Linked DNA regions of Mus musculus: region 1 is linked to region 2. The links are chromatin loops, found by intact Hi-C in ENCODE. Cell type or tissue: heart. All regions are shown on one strand. Each heading gives the region's core, and the rest is flanking DNA. Links, peaks and the distances in the headings are about the cores only.

Region 1 (5,375 bases), core at 168-5,167, 61 kb after region 2:
GGGGAGGTGAAAAGGGCAGGAACTGGAAATGCTGTAGAGAGGTGTGAGGGATGGATGTGACCAAGATTATATTATTGTGTGAACTTCTCAAAGAATTAGCAAAACTATATGATTGTTTTAAAACTGCTCCCTTGGGGATGAAGAGATTGTTCAGCAGCAGAGAGCACTCTTGTAGAGGAGTTGAGCTTCCTTCCCAGGATGTTCATCAGACAGCTCACAACTTCCTTTAACTCCAGCTCCAGTGGGAATCTGATGCCCTCTTCTGGTAGACACAGGCATCTGCACACACACACACACACACACACACACACCTAACTGAACTGTAATTGTGTAAGGGGACTTTGATACTCTTGGGAAGTGCACCTAAGGTGTACAGAAATGAATGTCTCCAACTTTCTCTCCAAGGTTTGGGGCAGGTGAACAGAGAGATAATAGAACAAATAAGCAAAGGGGGTTAGCGTCAACACATAATAGCAGAGAGTAATTGCCTTGAGACTGGAGGGAGGAAAAGTGGACAACCATTGTCTAACATACCCAGTTTTAGTTCTCCAAAAATGGAGATTTATGGAGATAGATAGTAGTGAGATGCCACGAATAAATTTAATGTCGCTGCACTTGAACACAGTTATGGTAGTTAGTTCTGTGTTATGTGTGCTTCACCATGATTTTTCAAAATTAGGAGGAAAACCCAAACAGAAGAAACACACGCTAGCTGGTGACTCTACTAAAAGGGATCTTCTATACTCTGTGCCAACTTGCTGGAATTATCTTGAAATTATGTCAGTTATCAAAAAAAATCATTGTGTACAAAAAAGTAGACCTAACACATAGGGTGTCAGAAGTCAACTCTGCACATATCACAAATCAGGAGAGAACCTCGGGAGTCCCAGGTGATGGTTGAGGGGTTCAGCTACTGTGCTTTATAGGGAAAATTCCTGCATGACAGCCGGCCCACACTTTGGCTGGGCTGGGCTTGGCTCTTTGACAACTTCCAAGGAGATACTCTGGGAAAATCCCAGCGCACGTGTTTGAGCACTGTCTAGCACTGCCACTGGAAACCCTGCCCTGAGACAGGTTCACCCTTGAGACTCTGTCCAATGGAAAAGGAAGTTGGTGGAACAATAAGTTATAATTACAAGGGAGACTAGATGGCTGAGACTCTGGGAACAACTGACACTTCTCTCTGCTGCTTGGAGCAAGTCAACATTAACTCTTAAAACTGCATGGCGCTCCTATAGGCCCAGACACTGTCTTCTAGCTTCCACAAGTGAGTTGCAGGTACCAAAACTACCAGTTCCTTTCAATATAGGGGGAAAAAAGTAGACAAATCTGGACACATTAGACAGTATCCCCTAGCCCTCTGGCCTCCTCTTGGAGCAGGCTACTTCTCTGCGGCTCTTATGCAGTGACCCTAGGAAGCCCAGAGTGGACTTACAATGTTCAAATTCACCATAAATCTGCAAAGAATTAATTCAAAGACTTCCAAGGCAATGCACAGATGCTCAGGGAAAGCTCGGGAACGCCTGGTCACAATTGAAACTGAGTCAAGTCAGGAAGTCATTCACATGCCAGGGCCATTTCCTCTGCCTCCCCCACACCTCACACCACTGCCCTGGAAGTCAGTTCTCACAGTGTTCAGTGAGTCAGGCCTAAGCACTTTGATTACGGCTCAGCTGATGTCATCCACCAGAGCAGGGGGGGTGGGGGGACGCCCACTGCATCAGAGGAAGAGACATTTGACTGAGACCCATCCACCCTCCAGCCCTCTGGGGAGCCTGACATTTCCAAGACAGGGAAAACAAACTTCCTTTTTTTAAAGAACTATGCTTTCAGTGTGGGAAAGAAAAAAAGAAGAAGTGGGGGGGGTGAGGGGGGAGAGAATTGGAGAAGGTCAGTGCGTGTTCACCCTTGGCTGGGAGCCCACAACCAGGAAAGTTTCTGTTCTCTCAGAAAAGGTAAGCGAATCATAGTGTCCTGTAGGTCAGTCAACAGCTGATCCAAGTCACTGCACGTACTCAAAGGACCTTGACCCAACAGAGCCCGGAAGGCAAAATGGCCTAACTCCCTCCCAACTCAGCTCCTGCTTTTAATCCTCATGCTTGCTCCCAGAGTCATCGTTGGTACTGGTATGAGGAGGAGGGATTTAAGATGGATTATTTCCCACAGTGCTCTGTCACTCATTTTTGCATAAATTATTGTTGTAGTTTTAGTTCTGTTGCTAGGAAAATATATATATATATATGTCTTGACTAAGAGCAACTTAATGGAGAAAGGGTTTGGTTGGTTGAGCTCACAGTCCCAGGGCAGAGTCCATAGAGTTCCTTATAGCAGAGAAGTCTTAGCAACAGGAGCTTAGGACAGTCACAGCACACCCATAGTTAACAGCAGAAAAAACGAATACACACATGCTCTCTACTTAGCTGGTCTTTTCCACTCTGTTGACTCAAAGACCCAAACTCACAGGATGGTGCTGGCCATGGTGGGCTGGGTCTTCCCACATCAGTTAATGCATTCAAGGCAATGTCACATAGTCAGGCCCGCAGGCCAACCTAATCTAAACAAGCCCTCACTGAGACTCTCTTCCTAGGTGATTCCAGGTTGTGCAACATTGCCAATTAAAACTATTGTAATTATCTTATCTGAACCTGACAATTTTACTGGGTAGTGATGATGGCAGTCTTATTTGATAATTGAGGGATATGGAACACTGAAAGATGAAGTAATTAGTCCAAGAAAACATAGCAAACAAGTGGTAAGGGTCAGGGTTTTAAGCCAAGCAATGTAGACAGATGATGTCCAATCAAAACTTATACAAAGATTGTAGGTTTGTTTTTCTATATTGTGCATAGGGTTGTCATTAGTTCCTACATGGGACTCAATTCATGTGCAACTAGAAAACTAGGTTTTGAAATTGTAATTTCATCTTAACTAGGTTAAATATAAACCCTCAACTATTGCTAAAAATGATCCTATTGGACAGCACAGACTGACAAATTCAGAACAAAAATATTAATATTTACCACGTGCCACATAGTGAACAACAGTATGTAGGACAGCCCTGGCCTTTTTTAATTAGATTGTCAGGTTCAGATAAGATAATTACAATAGTTAGTTTTAATTATATAATTGATTATATGGACATTAATCTCCCCCCTTGAAGGCAGAGCAGAGTATCATGAACCTGTAAGGAAAGGCATGGACTGTAGGGGGCAGGCTCCTTTCTCTGTGATCGCTCCAGCTTGTGTCAAGTTGACACACAAAGTCAGCCAGTACACCCAGCATATAAGAATGATGCTACAGAAAGATCCACCACTAGTCACCTCCCCTCCAGTCTCTCATATTATATAAACAAGGCTCTGCAAGGCACTATGCAAGACGATGCACAAGCTAATGCAGGTAGGCCTTTAAAGGAGACAACCAGGATGGCGAGTGTGGACTGGATGGTCAATAAAATGTGATGTTTGATCTTTACCGCCCACTTGAATAAATTTAGATTCACGAGAACATGGATGAGTAAAAAGCTCTTGGTGTGTCTTGATTTCTCTTATGGTTCCTATGATGAAATACCCCAACAAAAGCAACTGATGGGAGCAGGATGTGTTCTGTCTGACAGTTCTAGGGAACAGTCCATCAAGGCTGGCAAGTCACAACAGCAGAAGCATAAAGAAATTGGTCATACCAGTGCTTCTCAGCCTTCCTGATGCTGCAACTCTTTAATACAGTTCCTCACATTGTGGTGACCCCCAACCATAAAATTATCTTTGTTGCTACTTCATAACGATAATGTTTCTACTGTTATGAATCATAAGGCAAATCTGTGTTTTCCAATGATCTTAGGTGAACCCAAAGGGCTGTTGGACCCCAAAGAGGTTGTCACCCAGATATTGAGAACTGTTGGATCATACTGCACTCAATTGGGAAGCAGGGAGTGATGAACCCCAGTACCCTTCTCACGGTCTTCATTTTATATAGTCATCACACCGCAGGAGACCCTAAGCCATCTTAAGTCTGCCTAGGAAGAATGGCCTGGGTTCCCTCATTCTTAGAAGGAATGTGCTAAGCTCAAGAGGGGAATCCCTGGGGATGAGGAGCCAGAAATGTCTGTGAATAATCAGAGCAGTCTCAAAGAGCTTGCATTGTAATAAAAGGCTTTCCAGAAATCACAGTGTTTCTCCAATGCCTCCCTTTTATAGTTAGGTAAGCTAAGGCTTGCAGAAGAGACGGTATCCATGTTCACACAGCAGGTACAGCTGAGGCCAGGGTTCATGTTAGGGACCCCCCCCCCAGACTCTACTGTAGAATTTGAATATGGCTGAGTGCCCAAAGTTCTGTATTTAAGGTTTGGTCTTGGGGTAGCACTACTGGGAGGTATTGTGAACCATTGTGAACCTATCAAAGGAGGTACTTAAATCATGGGGTGGGGGAGTTGTCCTTGAAAGGAATTAAGAAACCTTGTTTGTCTTCTAATTTTCTGGCTTGAGAGATGGTCATTTTGCTACTTTGTGCACTTCCATGATGGTATACTGCCTGCCACAAGCCTCCCTCGCCACAGCACAGTGCCCCTGAACTTCTAAATCTGGCCCAAAGAAAAAGTTTGCTTTGTAAGTTAGTTACCTTAAGTATTTTGTCATAGCAATGTGAAACAACTGTTATATCTCTTCTAGCATCTCTCTCTAGATTTACGTGAATGCAAAGTATCCTTCCCATTACTGACTTTAGTATACCACACAAAACAAAAGAACAAGCCCTTCTAATGATGCCTTTGGGACACTTTCAATTAAACCATTTACCTGGAAGCAGTTTGTTATTAAAAGCAGGCCAACACAAACTAGACTCAGTGAGGTTTTTCTGGCGTGGGGCACAAAGTTGGGTAGGTAGAGAAATAGGAGTGGATCTGAGAAGAAAGTTGGAGTAGGGGAAATGAATAAAAATTCTCAAAGAATTAATGAAAAGTTTAAAGCAGGCGATCTTCTTTCAAGGGCCTTATCCATTGTTTTCCGACCTCAGTATTTTCCAAAGGCTCAAGCTGATCCAGGAAAGAAAAACTTCTGCAGCCAGATAAATGTTAGCATCCATTAAGGTGACAAAAATTAAATCCCACAGTGTTTGCTGCCCCTACAGGAAGATGATGGGCATAAGGCTTGGTTTGACTCTCTGAGTTTCCTCCCAGCAAACTTAAACATTTTTTTATTTGGGTCTCCCAGGCAAGGCAATACATTTTCCTCTCTCCCTTTCTAAACAATTCATATTCCTTCTTGTATCTTTGACTCACCCAACACCAGTGAGGTAGACTGGGGGGAAGCAGCATTCAAAAGCTGAGTTCCTGCCCTTATTCTAGCAGGACTATGAACCCTCTGGCCACAGTCAAGTTCAAG
Region 2 (5,375 bases), core at 283-5,282:
TAATAAGCATAATAAGTGAAAAGTTAATGTCATACACACATGCACATACACACACACACACACACACACACTTCCTGATAGTTATAGGACATTGTGTTCTGGTAAGAGCTTCAGAGAACTGGGAAAAGAAACTGGATTGTCAGAGGAAAGCAATCACCCTTCCAAGCTAGTGGACCAGCCAGAGGTCAAGTGTAGATCCTTGAACAGTGCACAATGACTAGGGAAGCAGAGACTGCTGAGGAATGGAAGTCTAGACCTTCTGGTAAACCTTGCACCTATGCTCTTCTGCCTTCTTTGAAAGGTAACACTGCATGATCTAGTCTGCAATGCCATATATGCTCTATTCCTGCATAAAACCATCAACAATCGACCTCAGAGATTCCCAGAGTAAGAATTTCATGAAACACAAGCTGGCATCACTTCCCTCCCCCACCCCCCTAATTTAAATGCTCACTTCTTGTAGGTCTTTCCAGGAAACCTCCCTCAAATCTCTAGCTGTCTCTCAGGCAAAGTTCTAGATTTTGAACTTGTAGAAGGTGTCCCAAGGTTGGTCATCTTCCCAACTAAATTTCAGATGCCCCAGGTTAGAATCATGATTGCTTTCTAGACACTCTCACTTTTATAATTCCTGACATACCATGCAGTACTCGAATTAGTACTGGAGAAACGACAATACCATTAATGAACAAAGGCTGCAATGGGCAAATTAAGTAGTTTATACATTCAATCAATCAAAAGATGAGATTAACTAACTGAAACATGAAATTACATGGAATTTTCCAATTTTTAATATATTTTCTGTCTTTTATTTTTTCAAGCCTTGTCGTAGCAAACATCCCTGCTTTTTCTAACAATCTTTTTTTTTTAAGAATGAGCTATAAGTCACCTTAAGCAAACCTACTTGCTGCACACATACACACACACACACACACACACACACACAGAGAGAGAGAGAGAGAGAGAGAGAGAGAGAGAGAGAGACACTCAAAGACAGACCTGATTCTGGATGTGATTTGTAATAACAGAATTATTTTTTTTAAGTTTTCATGCGAAGTTTCAGGACTGAACCTGAAGCCACTGGCTCTGTTTCTTTTCAAGCCCATGCTGTCCCAGTCCACAGAACAACCAGAGACCCTTTTGTACTTACCTCCTGAAAAATGTTCGATGTTTTATTGTTAATCCTTTTGCCTCACCCCACCCTTTAATGACCACCTTCCTACCCTGAGAAGTCCTCTCAAGGATCATTAACCTCCTTCATAACTTAAGGACAAGCCTTCCTGTTGCCCACACTCCACTTATAAGAAAATAGGAGCTACTCTACTGGGCATGATTTGTGATTCCACTATAATTTTCCCATTAAGTCTCCAGTTTATCAGTCTCCTCTCCTACACATTCTGGTCTTTCCCTACCCTTTCTTCCCAGTCCCGCCCCCTGCCTCTTCCCCAACCCCCAAGAAGTGAACTGGTTTACCCAGCAGGTTTAGTCTTGCTTTGACCAGCTCATTGTTTCAATGTGATTACGATGCTGCCGGGCTTGAATCCACAGTTTATTAATTTCCAGGCATTTGCCATGTCCCTCTGTGGAGTGTCGTGTGAGGAGTAGTTGTGCGTGTGTGCACAGACAGTAACCAACACTCCTAGGATTGGCAGAGCCTCTGGTGACTAAGAAAACACTGTTGGTGGTGATCCAGGACTAGGGATGTAGCCAGTTAATAGAGCGCGCGGGCCAGTGTGCATGAAGCTGTGGGCTCAATCCCCAGAACCACACAGTGACAGATGTCTGTTATTTCAGGGTGGAAAGATGGAGGCAGGAGGACAGGAGTTCAAGGTCACCCTCAGCTAGACATCAAGTTCAGCCTGGGCTGCATGATGTTTCAGGTGAATCATATTATTTTAGAGGTGTATGGAATAAGATTTGAGAAGTGGAAGAGCAAGGTGAAAGGACGTGGCCAAGGTCATAGATTTAATACCTAGGAGAGCTGAGGGAAAAGCTGAGAGCTAGAGCTACCCAACCTCCGTTCACTGGGCTCATGCACAGGCATACAGCCTTCTGCCATGGCTCACATAGCAGTAAGAATTCAGGGTGTCCACAGATCTCAGCAAGGAATTATAGCTGCATACTGTAAGTGAACGCGCAAATGCAAAAAAAAAAAAAAAAAAAAAATGATGTTGAGCTCTTACAGAGAACAGCCTGCTAAAATTAGAGAGTTGCTATAGTGTGATTAAATTCAAATCTGCATCACATCTCCCTACCAAGCATCCAACATGCATTCCTCCTAGTGGCTCATTTAAAAAAAAAATTAAAGATGAATTTCACAAGTACCTTGAAGGGCTTTTCAAGTGATTTTCCTTTTGGCTTGATCAATACAGAGTTATCACTTCAGCGTGTGAAAATAGCTTTTCCACACAATCCCTGTGCACACAGCCACACGCACACACATATAAATCATTGGCAGCAGGTACTTTCAATTTGCTGGAAAATATTTCTAAGAAGTCAAAAAGCTCCAGCTGAATAAGCGTGCCTGCCTATTGGCTAAACGGACCAGTTGAAGGATCTGATTGGTCCCTGATCCTGAGGACCGATAAGACGGCTATAAAATCCCTGGGTGCAGCTCTTGGGCCCCCAGTTTGCAAAAGCCAGAGGTGCAAGAAGCAGCAGCAGCAGCAACAGCAGCAGCAGCAGCCGCCTGCCAGCCAGCCAGCCACACACACACACACACACACACACACACACACACACACACACACACACAGACAAATTCTTCCTCAAATCCTCACCTAAGCTTTCAGTATATCCAGATCCACATCTTCACTCAAGCCGGGAGAGGGAAAGAGGAAAGGGGGGGAGGAAAAAAAAAAGCCAACAACTTAGCGGAAACTTCTCAGAGAATGCTCCAAAACTCAGCAGTGATTCTGGCGCTGGTCATCAGTGCAGCTGCAGCGCACGAGGCGGAACAAAATGATTCTGTGAGCCCCAGAAAATCCCGGGTGGCGGCTCAAAATTCAGGTAAGCAAGAAAACCCAGGACCGGTTTCTCCCCCCAAAGATCTGTCCTCATTTGCCTCTCTCACTTTTGCATGTGTCTCTGTGACGGCTGATCTCAGTAATAAATGTGCTTCATGCCTGGTGATAATGAACTGCCAGTGTAATCCTATAGCCTTAGGAAGTGGAGTTCCTTTGTTTAATAAATTGCATGCAACTAACGAAGAAGCTGGGCGCTCTGCTGAGGGTATTTCATTGCATAAGCCTAGCCTGATTGCCTGAAATCTGGCACGTACCCTCTTGTTGGGGGGAGGGGGCGGGGAAAGGCTTGAATGTTGGCACGCCTCACAGCGGCTCTCTCTACTCCACAAGCTTGTGTTAAGGTAATGAGTGGCTTACCTGCTGCCATGCCTCTCCCTGCTCCTTTAAGACCTTGTAACTTGACTTCTCTACCTCTCCAGACAGCACACAGACAAGCCCCCTCCTCACACTGATTTGTGGAACCATAATCCTCAAGTCTGAAAAAAAGAAATTTTTTTCAGGGCGCATTCAGAAAAGGGGTGGGAGGACCTACACACCCCGTTCCCTATAAGCCTGCCTGTCTCCTTCCTCGCTCTCAGAGGCTCCATTCAATCGCCCATGCAGCCCGTGGTCCCTAGAAGGAAGTGCATTTGTAAAACGAAGCATTTCTTTCTCCATGGGGAAGGTCTTACTTTCCGCCCGACTCCCGCACCAGTTAACTGTATATGGTCCTGGCCTCCGGAGGCAAAGAAGCATTAGGACCCCTATGTCCCTTGACTTCTAGATCCTCGCAAACTCCTCTCCCCAACTGTTAACAGAGATGGGACCCCGCAGGTGTCAAAATGCTGCAGATGCTCCCCCTTGGAAGAGCGCAGGTCCCTGCCAGAGGAGGCCTTTTGCCTGGCTTCCTTTTGTACTTAGTTGCTATAGCGATGCCGTGATTCACAATTCGAGCTTGCCTAAAACAATAGCAGCCCTAATGCATATTAAAACTGCTTAAAGCAAAGTTATAATTTGAACCCGTGGAAATATATAATTAGGGAAATGACTTGTAACATCCCAGAGGCTGCGGGTGGTGGGAGGGGGGGCGGGGAAGCCTAACCTAACCAAACCATGCTTTTGATCTGGGAGGAGAATCCTACGGTATGAAGGCTACAGATCATTGCTTGCCGAGCTGCCTGCCAGAACACCCCTCCTTCTGTGGGAGAGAAATTACTTTTATGGCAGATCTTATCCAGAATGCAGAAAACCCGGTGCAAGTTCTTTGCGGTTTTCTTCCAGCCTTTCACAAGGAGTGCCTTGAACCCGTCACTCCACACCTGTGTTTCTCCTTTTTTGAAAAGAAGCCTTTTTAATATGAGAGATTATTCATACCTCTAAGCGCTGGACGGTGGTTGGGGGGCTGGGTGGATACAAAGGGCTCAGATTCCTTGTCTGCCAGTGCCTTCATGGGTTAAAAGCTCTCTTTGGGAAGGGTCTCCCTCCAAATGGACTCAGCAAATTATTCTCTGCCATTTGGGTTAAAATACCATGCTTTTTACTCTAGACTGCATTTTTCAGAGGGCAGATAGATTCTCTCTGGTCCTCCCCCAACTCCATCATGAGCCTGACCTTCAGTCACTGCCTACAGCCTACCCAAGCTCTCAAGTTCCAAGGGACAGCCTTTGATTCCTGTCACCAACAGAAGACACTATGCATTACAAGGTCTCTATCCTTAATTCTCTAGCCATCAAAATGCATAGAAGGGTGAGACCCAGAGAGAGCACGTGCCTAAGGGAGAAGACACTACCCCTATCATGAGTCTCAGAAGGAAAAACGTCCTTCCCCCAACCTCTTTCTCACCCCAATTTTCTTCCAATTGTTGTATTTAATGGAATCCCAAATCAAATTCCGAGGGTAAGTTAAGATCATGTGCCCTTGGTATTAGACTTTTACACCTACTGGATTCTACCAGAGCCCCCTTGGCTTGACCCAGACTGGTTCTGCTTGTCTCTTCCAGCTGAAGTGGTTCGCTGCCTCAACAGTGCCCTGCAGGTTGGCTGCGGGGCTTTTGCATGCCTGGAAAACTCCACATGTGACACAGATGGGATGTACGACATTTGTAAATCCTTCTTGTACAGTGCTGCTAAATTTGACACTCAGGTAACTGGACCTTGCCTTTAGCTCCCACTGGCTGCTTGTCTTTTTAACAGAGTGCTTGTTACTCTTCTTAAGAGCCCCAAAAGCCAACCTTGCTCCCCAGCCTTCTAACCAGGCTCATCCCAGGCTTGCAAACATGCTCCAGAACGCATGCGTGTGTGTATGCGCACAGATACACCAACACAGGTTGGGGGCATATGCACACCAAGTTTAGACCAGGAATAAAGGGTTGGC

The links. Peaks named below come from ENCODE experiments on the same cell type or tissue, not always from the same donor. Only the 100,000 strongest peaks of a DNase experiment are listed, where the experiment ranks them.
Region 1: it touches region 2 in a loop (7-fold over the local background); 4 of 42 quality-filtered maps call a loop at or near these places.

Annotation. Positions count from the first base shown.
Region 1 is chr14:69,087,631-69,093,005 of GRCm38, forward strand. No RefSeq gene overlaps it. Among named protein-coding and RNA genes, the nearest start is that of Gm41192, 60 kb to the left of the region's middle. In heart, for the core only: CTCF peaks have their summits at 3,210 (motif pointing right) and 5,127; DNase peaks (open chromatin) are centred at 1,031, 1,631 and 2,011; H3K27ac peaks cover 1,132 bases.
Region 2 is chr14:69,026,502-69,031,876 of GRCm38, forward strand. It overlaps Stc1 (stanniocalcin 1), which reads left to right and starts at 2,788. Exons shown (of 4, transcript NM_009285.3): 1 at 2,788-3,006; 2 at 5,002-5,144. The coding sequence starts at 2,889. It overlaps Gm41192 (a long non-coding RNA gene), which reads right to left and starts at 3,989. Exons shown (of 4, transcript XR_003951016.1): 1 at 3,695-3,989; 2 at 3,381-3,499. In heart, for the core only: no CTCF peak of the experiment used is centred there; DNase peaks (open chromatin) are centred at 2,610, 2,970 and 3,280; H3K4me3 peaks cover 2,208 bases; H3K27ac peaks cover 1,673 bases; H3K27me3 peaks cover 538 bases.